Linked DNA regions of Homo sapiens: region 1 is linked to region 2. A link is a contact called in ENCODE Hi-C or POLR2A ChIA-PET data. All regions are on one chromosome and are shown on one strand. The core of a region is the stretch at or near the end of the contact, and the rest is flanking DNA. Distances in the headings are between cores, read along the strand shown.

The links. A loop is a pair of places that touch in the nucleus more often than their neighbours do. ChIA-PET counts read pairs that join two places held with the same protein, here RNA polymerase II (POLR2A). Pooled maps may share reads with other maps.
Region 1: a pooled map shows a loop between it and region 2 (11-fold over the local background). The contact joins the enhancer-like site here to the promoter of MYO16-AS1 in region 2. A Hi-C loop is called at or near these places in 10 of 37 single-sample maps with no recorded cell type and 7 of 50 pooled maps. POLR2A ChIA-PET finds 5 or more read pairs at or near these places in 1 of 52 experiments (OCI-LY7).

Annotation. Positions count from the first base shown.
Region 1 is chr13:109,832,599-109,838,995 of GRCh38, reverse strand. No RefSeq gene overlaps it. Among named protein-coding and RNA genes, the nearest start is that of IRS2, 49 kb to the right of the region's middle. Within about 2 kb of position 2,200, at least 3 of the 41 ENCODE cell types and tissues checked have a DNase peak (open chromatin) inside an H3K27ac peak, as active enhancers do.
Region 2 is chr13:109,164,119-109,171,370 of GRCh38, reverse strand. MYO16-AS1 (MYO16 antisense RNA 1) reads left to right here and starts at 4,068. Exons shown (of 3, transcript NR_047700.1): 1 at 4,068-4,352; 2 at 4,661-4,735. MYO16 (myosin XVI) reads right to left here. Exons shown (of 35, transcript NM_001198950.3): 33 at 6,312-6,470.

The DNA.
Region 1 (6,397 bases), core at 951-3,450, 670 kb before region 2:
CTGTTGCACCTGCCAGCCTACAGTGCTTCTAGAAAAAGAGAAATAGCAGTCCTGAGTAACTGCTCTAAAACCAGGCATTTTATAATACATAAAGCGTTCTTTTGATGCCGGAAAACAAATAGCATCTTGGTCATATAGATGAGGAGACTGAGGCCCAGGGCAGTAGTAACTCAGACAGAAAGTGGTTCAGCTTCAACTCACACCTGTGTCCCCAGCCTCCACCTGGATTCCACGCCTCCTCACCACTTCAGGCTTCTTCCTCAGTGCGTGGAGCTGGCTGTGCCTTGAGTACATCAGGTAAGGCCTCTGAACTACGAAGTCCGTCTACAAAGTGAGGCTACATTCTTTCTGATGTTGACTTCACACAGCAAAGCACACCAAGGCAAAGACGGCATGTGTGTTCTGATGATGGAGGATTCCAGGAAGGCCACAATTAGAATGGCTTCTCCATGGGACTGTGCTTTCTCCTACTAGGCACCAAAATGTTGGTGAAATGGGAGCACTGCCTCTAGTGTTGGACAGTAAGTTTCTGAGTAAGTTTAATCACACATTTATATGTATACACTGTATCTAGCCCCCTTCTAAATTCCACACATATATACAATTTGCGATCCACAAATTAATTTTTCATCTTGTTGGAATGCTGGTTTCCTCAACACCTATGAAACAAGCCTTCAAAATGGCAAATGGGATCACTTCCACTTTCACTTTGATACTAAACTATGTTTGAAAGAAATGTATTAATTTTACAAGCCTGTAATGACCGCTACTTTCAGTACATTGTAAGGGCACGAGTTTCTGAGCTCCCTACAAACCAAACAAATTAACCAACGCAGCACTTCAAAACAATGAGCCAGTTAAGGTCTGTTTCTACTTTTGTTGTTCGAGTTGCTCATGCATTTGTTTTTCAGGGTTTTAAAAAATTTTTTTATTATTTTTTAAAATTTTTATGGGTACATAATATGTGTATGTATGTCTAGGGTACATGGGATGTTTTAATACAGGCATGCACTGTAAAATAAGCACATCACGGAGAATGGGGTATCCATCCCCTCAAGTATTTATCCTTTGAGTTACAAACAATTCCATTGCATTTTTTATTTTAACATATACAATTAAATTATTATTGACTATAGTCACCCCATTGTGCTATCAAATGGTAGGTCTTATTCATTCTTTCTATTTATTTTGTACCCATTGCTCATTTCTTTGGACTAAACTTCTTCTGCTTATAATCATTATTAATGTCTAGAAAGAATAATAGGCCTGAAAGCAAAAAATGCCAGAATTTCATGGGGTTATTTTTGTCCTATGGTAGATATGGGAAATTCAGTCCATAATTTTATATGAATATATGTTCATAAAGGCATAAGAATTATGTTAGCTAATTGCTGAGAATTGTGGAGAAATGGAGATTATTGGGCTTTTGAGACAGAACAAGGCTGCAGAGTACTTAGATTTCATTTAAGTTCAAAGATACACAGGAAGTGCTTGGTTGGTGCCGTCTCTGAGTGCAGCTGATGTTCAATGGATTTGGCCTGGGGGGAGGATGTCTAGGGAATCGGTTGGAATCCAGCTCTGGTATCAGACAGACTTGGTATTCCTGGTTCTGCTGCTTAGCAGCCATGTGACCACGAAAATGCTGCAGGACCCCTGAGCCTCCTTATCCACTTCTGTGAAGGTGGATTAATCATGTTCTTTCCTCATGAGATGGTACTGAGACTTGTATTGGACAAAGTAAGTGACATGTCATCCCAGCACTGAGTACAGGGTTACCATCCAACAAATGGCTGCACTTCTAAGTAGCAAAAGGGCCACAGTGTGAGTTTCCCTCTCATGGGCAAGCAGGACCAGAGCAGAGACCTCCAGGCTGGAGTGGAGGAGCAGGTGGAGGAGAGATGCTGGATGAGGAGGCCAGCACTGCTGTGAGAGTGGCAGCAGGTGTGCAGGGCTACGACCTGGTGTGAGCCCCCATGCTGCTTCTCTCTCCTGGGTTTCGCTGCTCACAACTTTCTCTCTTTTTTAAAGCACCAGTCACGGGATGGCTCTTGAGGCACTCATTCCCATATAACTCTCATTTTCATGTTCTCATTGTGACGGCTCCTGTGCCCTGTGTTTACAGGAAGCCTGAGTTAATAAATGCCTAGCTTCACCTGCCACAGGTCCAAGTGCTCGCTCTGCATTGGTTCTGCACAGAGGACACATGCAAGCTGAACAAGCCTAACTGATAGACCGAGGTTATCAGCCGGAAAGCCCTGGGTGTGTGGGTGAGGCAGCCCTCATGACCATCCTGAGGAAGCCGAGGGGCCCTTTGACCAGGAAGCCATGAGGCTGAACGGAGAATGCATCAGACACAGCAAGCAGGGCTCCAATTACTAGGTAGAGGGCACGAGGAGCCCAAGGTCACTCTTTACCCAATTACAATTTAAGCTTTTTTTCTCCAAATGTGATCATTATTCTTCCCTGATTGGATGTCATGCAACTGTGAATAATTTTATCATTTATAAATCAGAAATAATAGCATATAATGTCAAAACTGCTCTTTATAATGTGGGGAAGGAAAACAATAAATTTGTTTATCCTTTAACAGCCTCAAAGTGGATCAGAATGCAAGGCCCTTGATGCATAGAACAGTTTTGTCATTAGAAAGTGGATGGAAAGAATTTTGATGAAAGTTCTGAAGTCTTGCAATGCAAACGAAATGGGCAAGTTGGCAAAACTCTATTCTTACAGATGTTGATTAGTCTTTAAAAAAATGCAGGAAGCCAAAAAATGAAACCTCAGGTGTTTGAAAGAATCATTTTAGTGCTTGCAAAGATGGCCCCTTCACCTGCCGCTTACTGAGGACAAGTGAAAGCACAGACAATTTGTTTTTCTAATTGGTGGTTGCGCCACAGAATCAAAAGCTCACGCAATAAAAATAAAGCTATCCTGTTGATGCTTTCTTAGGGTGGGTTCCATTATTTCTTTTCTGGCTGTTAGTATTTCCCCATTGATTTAGTCCATGGTTGAGGGTGTTACTTAGAAACTGAAATATTGCAGAAGAGGTTTTGTAAGCAATATAATCATATGATCCATTATCCAGGCACCATGCCAGACTTTTAATCTCACAATAGCATCAGGGATGTAATTTTTAATATTATGTATGCCTGGGATTCTGTTAAAAATATAACATCGAGAACAATTTGGAGCGAACTGTGGTTTGATGTTTTGTCCTCACGAGTAAGATTCATTTTTTTTGAAAATGGGGGAAAAGTGTGAGTTTTGGATTAAATCACCCAAAAAGCCTGATTAAAAAATTTTCTTTAAATGATTAGGCAGATGGTTGGTTCCCATTGCATCAACAAACAAGGAAACCAAGCTGAAAGAAGAGGCACAAGTTGTTTCATCTGAGACTAAAAAAAAAGCTAGACAGGAGGCAACAGATGATGTGAGTGATACTGATGAGTCAAAAGGCGCAGTCAGCGGCAGAGTGTGCGCTTCGTCCCGGAGACAAGAGAATCAACGGAGAGAATGTTACGTCAACCACTAATTTGTTAATTAATTTTACAGAAAGGCATCTATGTCTCCTTACCCTCCCCCCACAATGGCATTTCCTCATTCCACTGTACACTGACGTGGAGAATTTTTCAAAAACACAAATCTTGTATAGTTCCTGACTATTCACTCAAGCGGTCCGGGTTATTTTTATTTTTATTTTTTTTGTCTCAATGGATCTGAACCAGAGCTTCATGTTTGTCAGTGGGTCTCTGGCCTCCTTATGAGAGGGAATTACTCGTTACACCACCATCCCCCACCCCTACAAGTATGCTGTTCACAGTGAAGTCCATCATCAGTGTAGGGAGTGGGACCCGGCCGGGGTCATTGGCTGAAATCCTGCTGCCACTAGAAATCAAGAAAAACACACAAGAGAAATAGAGAATGATGAGTGGCTGAAATATCTACTGGGAAGATATTTAAAATCCTCGGAAATGTCGAGAGTAGGGCTGTGAACCCTATGTTAGGACAAAGTAATTCACATCGCATAATCATAAAGAGATCATCTGGTCCATTGTTTTTAAAATTATTTCTTAGCAGATTCTGTTCTCAAGCAAAATCTTAGGCAGGCTTCTAATACCACAAAAGGAATAGTGAAGATAAAGGAAGAGCTGCTCATACTGGGAATATCCCAGCATAGATTATTCTACATGGTTCTAAGACATTTCTAATTCAAAACGGCAAGACTAAAGAGCAAAGAGTTTGCAAGAATGTGAATTTGCTGTTCAGTAATTGAGCTCACTGAAAACAAAAGTGCAGCTACAACCCAATCTCTTTTCAGAGCACATTGGAATGGGGTTCTTTCTAGCACTCAGTATGTTCACAACAACTGTTCAGTGAAGTATGGGGTACATGGAAAAATCTACATTGCAGTTTAGAAAACTTCCCAGTGAATGGTCGAATTCAAACACCATATGTCAAACCATTCACTTTTATTGATCAAGACAGGTTGTTCTCGTAGAGGGAAGGCTTAATTTAATGACTCTGGATAACAGGTGGCTTGGTTCATATGTTGATAACTATAGATAATGTGCTCTTGTTTTTTATAGTAGTACACACATCTTTCGGGACTGGAAGCCCCAAATAACAAAATGCCTCATTCACCAGCCTCTTTGCCTATCATCACCATCACCCGCCTCTTCCTGGTCATACCTGAGAAACTTCTCCTAGTCAAGGTACTATGGTCAGTGCCGACAGGGCTTCCACGAGCTCCTCCCAGAGTGACACCGTCTGTCTATGTGAATCAGAGAAGGCTCTTCCTTTTCCAGTACTATGGAATAATTACGAGGGATGCATTGAATCCTAGCAGCATGGGCTGTCCTCAGTAGGATGATGCTGTGCATGATGGAAAGTCACTATACCACTTAAGAGGAGCAGTTGCTGAGCCCTCATCCTTTACCAGCCCTCCACTGCTCTTTCCCATCATAGCCTCAGGGTGACTATGAAGGGGCAGCAGGAGGAGACCTTTCTGTTGAGGGCATAGTTCTGCACAGGAATCTACACATCTTGTAGGATGGCACGGGACTACACACATTGTAGCAATATGAATTTCCTGGTTTTAATATTGCAATGTTGTTCCACAACACGTAACCACAGAGGGAAGCCGCAAAGTGGATTAGAGATCTCTCCATATTAGTTTTGCATTTTCCTGTTAATCTATAATCATGTCAAAATAAAAGGTTTTCTTTAAAAAAAAAAAAAAGCCCTGGAATCTCTTTTTTTTGTTGGGATTTGGTCCTTCTCCTTGTCTTTATCCTGGGTACATCACCTCTGTAGCACAGGGTTGCAGGGTAAGAGCAGTCAACCAGGCTCTAGAACTAGAGTTGGGAAGGGCACTGGAGCCTGTGCACCAGAGGGACCCCCATACCTTCCTCCCCTGTCTCTCTCCTTCTGGGTCACCAGGTCCAGGCTGTTCATGCATATCAACTGTATGAACGGGATGGCCATATTTTGTAATGCATCTTTTGTTGTTTTGCAGTCAGTATCTATGTCCAAGTCTATGTATGAAAGACCTCTTGAAATGGATTTTTTAAAACACTTTGATGACTTTAGAGGAGAAATTCACCAAGTTTTTCAACTTTTAGGACACATGGCTTTCTAGGTACTTTTCAGTGTCACGGACACGTCCCTGTTGTGATAGCAGAGGCTAAGCAGAGGGTGCTCCCTGGCTTTGCAGTGGCCCTAGGGCAGGAGAGCCCGGGATCTTCCTCCATTGGTTTTGGGAGGTGGAGGAGATCTAGGTACTTTTTCCACTATTATTAAAAGTCTTTGTAAAATGAGTGACGTCAGAGGACACTGGAAAACCCCAACTAAAATTTTCCTTTTTTTTTATTTCTTCTAAAAAAAATAACTGGGATACATGTGCAGAACGTGCAGGTTTGTTACATAGGTTTACGCGTGCCATGCTGATTTTCTGCACCTATTGACCCATTGTCTAAGTTCCCTCCCCTCGCCCCACAATCCCCAACAGTCCCTGGTTTGTGTTGTTCCCCTCTCTGTGTCCATATTCTTATTGTTCAACCCCCACTTATGAGTGAGAGCATGTGGTTTTGTTTTTCCGTTCCTCTGTTAGTTTGCTGAGGATGATGGCTTCTGGCTTCATCCATGTCCCTGCAAAGGACATGATCTCATTCCTTATAATGTCTGCATAGTATTCCATGGTGTATATGTACCACATTTTCTTTATCCAGTCTATCATTGATGGGCATTTGTGTTGGTTCCATGTCTTTGCTATCTAGTGTTGCAATAAACATACATGTGCATGTGTCTTTATAGTAGAATGATTTAAAATCCTTTGGGTATGTACCTAGTAATGGGATTGCTGGGTCAAATGGTATTTCTGATTCTAGATCCTTGAGGA
Region 2 (7,252 bases), core at 2,819-5,318:
TTCATCTTGTGCCCTTATTTAGAAAGTGCATTGGCTGCACTTTGTAAGTTATGAACCTGTACTAATAATTGCTTTAAGAGTTATCATGCTCATGTATACATCACATTCTGCACATGTGTAATGTTTGTTCAATTTCTATAATACTGACGAGGCAGTTTTTCTGACTCTGCCCTCTGTATGGGATTTACTGGTTCCTCCGTAACAAACAACATTGTTTCAATCAGCAAATGCTTACTCAGGGCCTAAGTATAAAGGGTATTGTGCTGGATGTTTTAAAAATCATGGGGAAAGTTCCAGGCCCCCAGAAATTCATGGCGCTCACAAGAGTAGATCAGCATAAATGTGTCAAGTTGCTTTGAAAGATTGAATTTCCAATTGAAATAATTTTCCTTTTGCACGCATAACTCTTGAGATTTTCAAGTGGTTTTTACTTAATGACAGCATAGAACCAACTTTATTTTAAAAATTGTAAGTGTGTTAAGGGAGAACACAGAAATCTGTGTTGCAGGCTTTGGCCGTACACACTATGTGTTACATGCTGAAGTTTAGAACCCTGATACTCCTAAAGAATTTATATTATTAATTTCATGGATCCTATTTCACAAACATCTCCATTTTGGTCTAGAGGGTTTCTGCTTGTTTCCTTGGTTTTTGGTTATGTTTTGATATTTAGAGTATGACTTGCCGTTTTTATTATTATTATTATTAAGTTTTTTAGGATCATTTCCGAAGCTGTAGTTTTTGCCTTTTGCCTCAAAACACAGAAAACTTAAATATTTTGGTGAAGAGAAGTTCCCTTTCTCCATCTCTTTCTTCCTCCTTTTTTTTTTAAATTGCAGAATTGTAACAACCACACAAATAAAATAAAGAAATAGAACACTGGCAGCTCTGCGGAAGCTCCTGTAGTCATCTCTCCAAATCGCTACTGGCCTTCCCCTCCAAATGAAATTGCCATCCTCACTTTGTGGCAGTCCGTTCTCCGAGCACCTCTTCCTTTTCAGGCGGGTCTGTAATTCTAGAGTGTGTGTAGTAGTATTGCCCTGGAGTCTTCAGTTACATTTCTCTAGTTACTAATGAGGTTGGACTCCATTAAAATTGTTTTTCTAAGTGGTATTCACATATTCTGTCCAATTTTCTTTTCAGCTGTCTTTTGTTTTTAATTTAAATAAACGTTGAATATTAGCCTTTGTTGGGTAAATGTGTTAAAAATATTTTCTCCCTATTTATGTTTTTTTTTTTCTTTTTTCTTTATGGTTAAAACTTTTGTGTCTTGCTTAACAAGCCCTTCTTTCCTTTTATGAAGTAAGAAAGATACTCTCCTATTGTTTCTTCTATCCATTTTATGATTTGACATTTGACATACAGATCTATAATCTATCAGGAATTGTTGTGTGTATAGCATTAGGCAGAGTCGAGTTTCACTGTTTGCTCCACATGGATAGCAATCAATTATTCTTCCCCAGTGCTCTCACATGCCAATTTTGTCATAAATTAAGTGGCTAATTATGCAAGCTGGAGTAATATTATTTTCTTTCTCCTTCCTTCCTATTCTCTGAAAGCGTGTACGTGACATTGGAGTTATTTAATCCTTAGAATTTTGGAAACATTTAGTGGAGAAACCATCTGATTCTGGAATTTTCCTTGTAGGAAGGCATTCAATTACAAATTCCATTAATTTAACATTTACGGTGTTATTTAGCTTTCCTACTTCTTTTGTCCATTTTCGTTAGTTCTTTTTTTTTTAAGAATGTATTTGTTTATGTAAATTTGTAAATTTATCTTGGTGTAAAACTGTTTGTAATATTCTCTTACTATTTTTAATTTCAGCCAGATCTGTATTGATGTCCCCTTTTCAATCTAAAATCTGTTATTTGTGCCAATTTTCTCTATTTCTCTATCCCCTTGCAAGAAAATTTTCAATCTTATTGTTTTCAAAGATAATTTTTTAAAAGATAAACAACTTTCTCTTTCCTTCCTTTCTATCCCTTCACATTATTTTATTTGTTTTATATTTCAATAACTTATGTTCTTATTATCACTATCATATCTTTCCTTCCATTTTCATAGTATTTAGTTTTTGTTCTGTTTCTAATTTCTAGACCCTTTTAACACTCATCGTATTTGTTCTCTTGTGATGCAAAGGTTTGAAGCCATACATTTCCATTTCTTAAGAGATCTTTTGCAGTAACATGGATGGAACTGGAGGCCATTATCTTAGGTGAAATAACTAAGACACAGAAAGAAAAATGCTACATGTTCTCACTTATAAGTGGGAGCTAAATAACGTGTACACTTGGGCACAGAGTGTGGAATAATAGACACTGGAGACTCAGAAGGGTGGCAAGGTGGGAGGATGGGATGGAATGAAGCATATGAAACGACTTAATCAGGACAATATATACTATTCAGTTGATGTGGACACTAAAAGCCCAGCCATGGCCACGATGCCATACAGCCACATATTGACCATACCGACACTGTACCCGAGCCCCTTCCACTCATACACAAAAGACATTAGACATGTCCTAAAAGTTCTGTTGTCATATTTGCATTGTCATTAGTTAAAATATTTTGCTTTTTAATTTATTTTGTGATTTCTTCTTGAATACATTGATTACTTAGAGATTTTATTTTATCTTATTTTTTTAGACAAAGTCTGGCTCTGTCACCCAGGCTGGAGTGCAGTGGCGCGATCAGGGCTCACTGCAAACTCCGCCTCCTGGGTTCAAGCAATTCTCCTACCTCAGCTTTCCGAGTCGCCGGGATTAAAGGCATATACCACCAAGCCCAGCTGATTTTTGTATTTTTAGTAGAGATGGGGGTTTCACCATGTTGGCCAGGCTGGTCTCGAACTCCTGACCTCAGGTGATCTGCCTGCCTCGGCCTCCCAAAGTGCTGGGATTGCAGGCGTGAGCCACCGCGCCTGGCCTAGAGATGTAATTTTTGACGTTCAAATATATGAGCACTGTTTTTGCTGCTTTTTAATATTTGCACATTGTATCTTTTTCTTTTCTATCCCTTTACATTTACTCTTTCAGAATCCTTATGTTTTACTGTTTTCAGAAAACTTAGTTTTTAAAATATTCTGCTAATCATTTTTCATATAAGTTTACATTAAATAAGCCTTTTAAAGTTTATTATAATTAAATAAAGTTTATTTTCACATGTGTTTTCATATCTACTGTCTCAGAACTTTCTCCTTGCCCTATTTTTCCTATTTTATCCCCTTTTTGCATCTTTTGAGTTGACTTTTTATGATTTTATTTTTCTCTCTTTACTAGTTTGGATATTATCTACCCCACTAATATTCTTTCAGGGGTTACCTTTGAGGTTACAACTGGCAAGGTAGGTTTATCAGTGTATAATATTAAATATTATTTTACCCCTCCAAATTTTACTGCCTTTTTAGTTATTCTTTATTCTTTCCTTTATCTCTAAGCATTCTGAGTCTGTCAGTGTTTAATTCCTTTCATTTTTATTTTTTTTCCTAAAAATATCCTTAACTCCCTTTCATTATTACAGGAATTTTTGGGGGGCAGTTATTTTATTTGAGCATGTTAACTATGTTATTTCATTGTCTTTGGACTTCAGTTGCTACTTTTCGAAGATAGTACATATTTTTACCTCTAACTGCTTTTAAAATTAATTCTCGGTCTTTATTTTATAGGTGTTTTACTATGATACACCTAGGAAAGTTTTATGTATCCTACTTAGGCTTTGCAAAGGTTTCTGTTTCATTTTTACAAACGTTGGATTGATTATGGTGTAATTTAGAGACAGTGAGATTCACCTTTTTTAGACATACACATCTGTGCATCTGCAGACATGAGCACTCCAGGTTGTCTATAACACCACATGTCCTTCTGAACTTCATCTCCTGCCATTACGCCCAGCCTCCAGCAACCACTCAGCTGTTTTCTGTCTCCAGCTTTGCTTTTCCCCAAATGTTACATAAGCAGGATCACACTTAGTCTTTTGATTTTTTTTTTTTAACCTCAACACAATGCTTTAGCCATCCCTTTTTTTTATGATGCTCATTATAGTTGATCACTCTTATTTATTGCAGGCTTCATCCATGTGCTAGTTCAGCCTGTGAGATGCTGGTGAGCCCACCTCCAGGCACTCACGGACTCCCCACCCATTGAGTGTGGCCTGGATTTAGTGACTCAATCAAACGTGACAGAGTGCTGGGGTGTCATTTTCAAGACTGGGTTATGTGAAGACTGCAGCCTCCATCTGGGGTGCTCTCTCTTGGATTGCTTGCTCAGGGATGTGGGGAGAGCTGCTGTGCTGGGAGGCTGCCCATGTGAGTTGACTTGGATGTGAACCTTCTGTGGCCTGCCAATAGCCACGTGAGTGACCTTGAAAATGGATCAGCCTTCACTCAAGTCTCAAGATGACTGTGGTCTTGGCTGACAGCTTGATTGCTGTCTCATGGGGGACCTTAAACCAAAGGCACCCTGCTAAGCCACACACAGCTTCCTGGCCCACAGAAACTATGAAATAATAACCATTTCTTATATAAGCCTCCAAGTTTTGGGAGTAATATTTTGCACAGTGATGGATCACTAATACAAGCCAGTCATCAGTTGAAAGACACTGAATTTATTTCCAGTTTTATGTGATTATGAATAATGTCACCATATGCATTTGCATACAGGTGTTTGTGTGGACACTGCTGTCATTTCTCTTGGGAAGATACTGAGGAGTCAGATTGCTGGATCCCGTGAAGAATGTATGTTGAATGTTATAAAAATCTGCCAACTTAAATCTGTTTCCTGGTGCTCTTTCGTCAGCATTGGGAGATGCTCTAACATTTCTCACCAAGTCTTTCTTCTGCTCATGCGCTCCCTCTTCTTTCCCTAAGACTTCAATCATCCTCCTCATTGCCCTTTATATCTCTAAACCATTGTCTGGAGTTTCCATTCTTCCCTTTTGCTTCAATCTGTTTCATTCTGGGGATTTTCTGAGTTATCTTCCACTTCTCCAGTTATTTTTTATTTGTTTTGTTTTTAAACAACTATATCTAATTAAATTTAACTTTATCCTCTGTTGTACTCAATTTTATTACTGCATTTTCCAATTTCAGAATTTCCATTTGACGATTTCCTTATAGTTTCCTATTTCTGCTGAAATTCTCGTTGTTTTATTTCGTGGGGGGCTGAGTAAACATACTTATTTTAAGGCATGTGTCTTTGAATTCCAACCTTTTGAATCCCTGTGGACATATTGCAATTGGCTGCCGTCTCTGCTTTTAATTTTTTATCTTATTTTGTGTGCTCCTATGCCTGGTTATTTCTAACTGTGTTGGACTTTGCATTTGAAAAATGGTTTCTATGAATGTTTTGAAGCCTAGGATGCTATTACTGCCCTTTGGGGAAAATGTACACGTGTTTCTCCCAGGTACCTGTAGGCCTGGTTACATCTGGGCAACTCAACATGGTTCTTGGTTCTGGTTCACTCTGACTCTTGGGAAGAACACTTGAAGGCCCCACCCCAAGGCCTTGGTGGGGCCACGACTCAGTTTCTTGCCCTGTAATTTGAGAAGGCAGTCAGAAGCACAACTTGACTTCTTAGCTGCCTTCTCTGAACAATGTGGGTACCCTTATGTCCCCATGAGCCAAGCTTCAAGTGTGGGCTTCCTTGCTTCGGCTCACCTTGCACCCCACTCCCAGGTCTTCAACTGCTTCCCAGCATTTCAGCATCATGATGGTTCTCCCACGCCTCTAATTAGACTAAACAAACATGCTTTTCCCAGCCCTGCGGGAGGCCCTCAGGAATAGTTGGTCTGAGTCTTCCCATCAGTTATTCCCAGACGCCTTTGTCTTCTTTTATTTGTGAGAGAAAATACTTGCGTGATCCTCAGCTTTTGTACCTGCAATCAAGCCACTTTCTAAATGTGGCACTCATTGATGTACTTAAAATACCTGAAGCCAGTCTGGCACTTATCATTTCTTTAATATTATTTTCCTTCACATTTCTTAGTTTCCAGAATAATTTTTTAATTAAAAATATTGGTAGAGAATCTATTGCCTTCTTCTGCTCAGTATAAGACTAATTTTGGACCAGTTCTTTTAGATTAACACTCCATAAAATTTCGGAAAAGTCAACAAGGAGTGAATAGAATTCCAATTCTTTAACTGAAGCAATCATATGCTGACAATAATACTTGCAGGGGAGTTTCATGGTTTATATTCTATTTTCCAGTTCTTAACCCTACTTCATTTTCATATTTTAAATCCATTCCTCCCAGAAAGTTGATACAGCCTAAAACTTTTGTACATTTACTTCTGAGTTTAAAAAGTGCTTACCATTTGAGATGGAATTTCCATTTTCAGCAGTTATAGCACTAGATAGTGAATTAGATAACTGAATTCCATGGTTATTTGCATTTCTGTCTTGAGTCTCGGAAGTAATTTCTGACGTACTAGGGTCATCTCGGCTACTTATGTTCATGTTAGTTTCAAAACCTAAAATAAATTTTAGAAAACATAATTATTTTCTGATAACATGTACTGAATATACTGAATAAAACATTTGGAGAAAATAATAAAACATCAAATCAAACATTCATGACATTTAAAATAATAATAATCTTTAATAAAATTTGTAGCCTATATAATATTCACCAAATTTTGCCACAACAATGTCAAACAAAAAGGAAAATGTCAAGTGGTAACAATAATTTGTTGCATTCAAACATATTTATAAAGAATTTTTGATGTCATAGATCAAATAACTTGTCATTATAGTATTGCCTGTCATGAGAAAGCAATGAGTTCATGTTTCAGGAGTTTTCTGAATGATTACATTTAAATAAATTAAGGCAATCTTACAGCTTTGGAAAAAATAAGAAACACTTGAGTGATAAGAAACACTATAGTGATATTTTCAACATCACTATAAACACTTTTAGTGTCCATGTTGGAATACTGAACTTCAATACTCGACTTCCGCATTCTGCACACTAAGATAATTACTTAAATATGTAATGCTTGTCCTATGTTAAGTGTTTTGAGAGGTACGAACACGAAAGCCACTGTCCAAATTCCACTGAAGGGCCTGATGAAGACTTTTTAAAGTGATGTAATATTAATAAAGTGAAACACAGCAAATGCTTCTATTTGGAAAAATGTCCAATGGAGGTAGGTTTCCCCATGGTCACTGCATTACCCTTAGGCACAAAATCAGACTTTGCAAATCAGGCACAACTGCCATCAAGGGGCCAGACATCCCCCCATCACCACCTCTG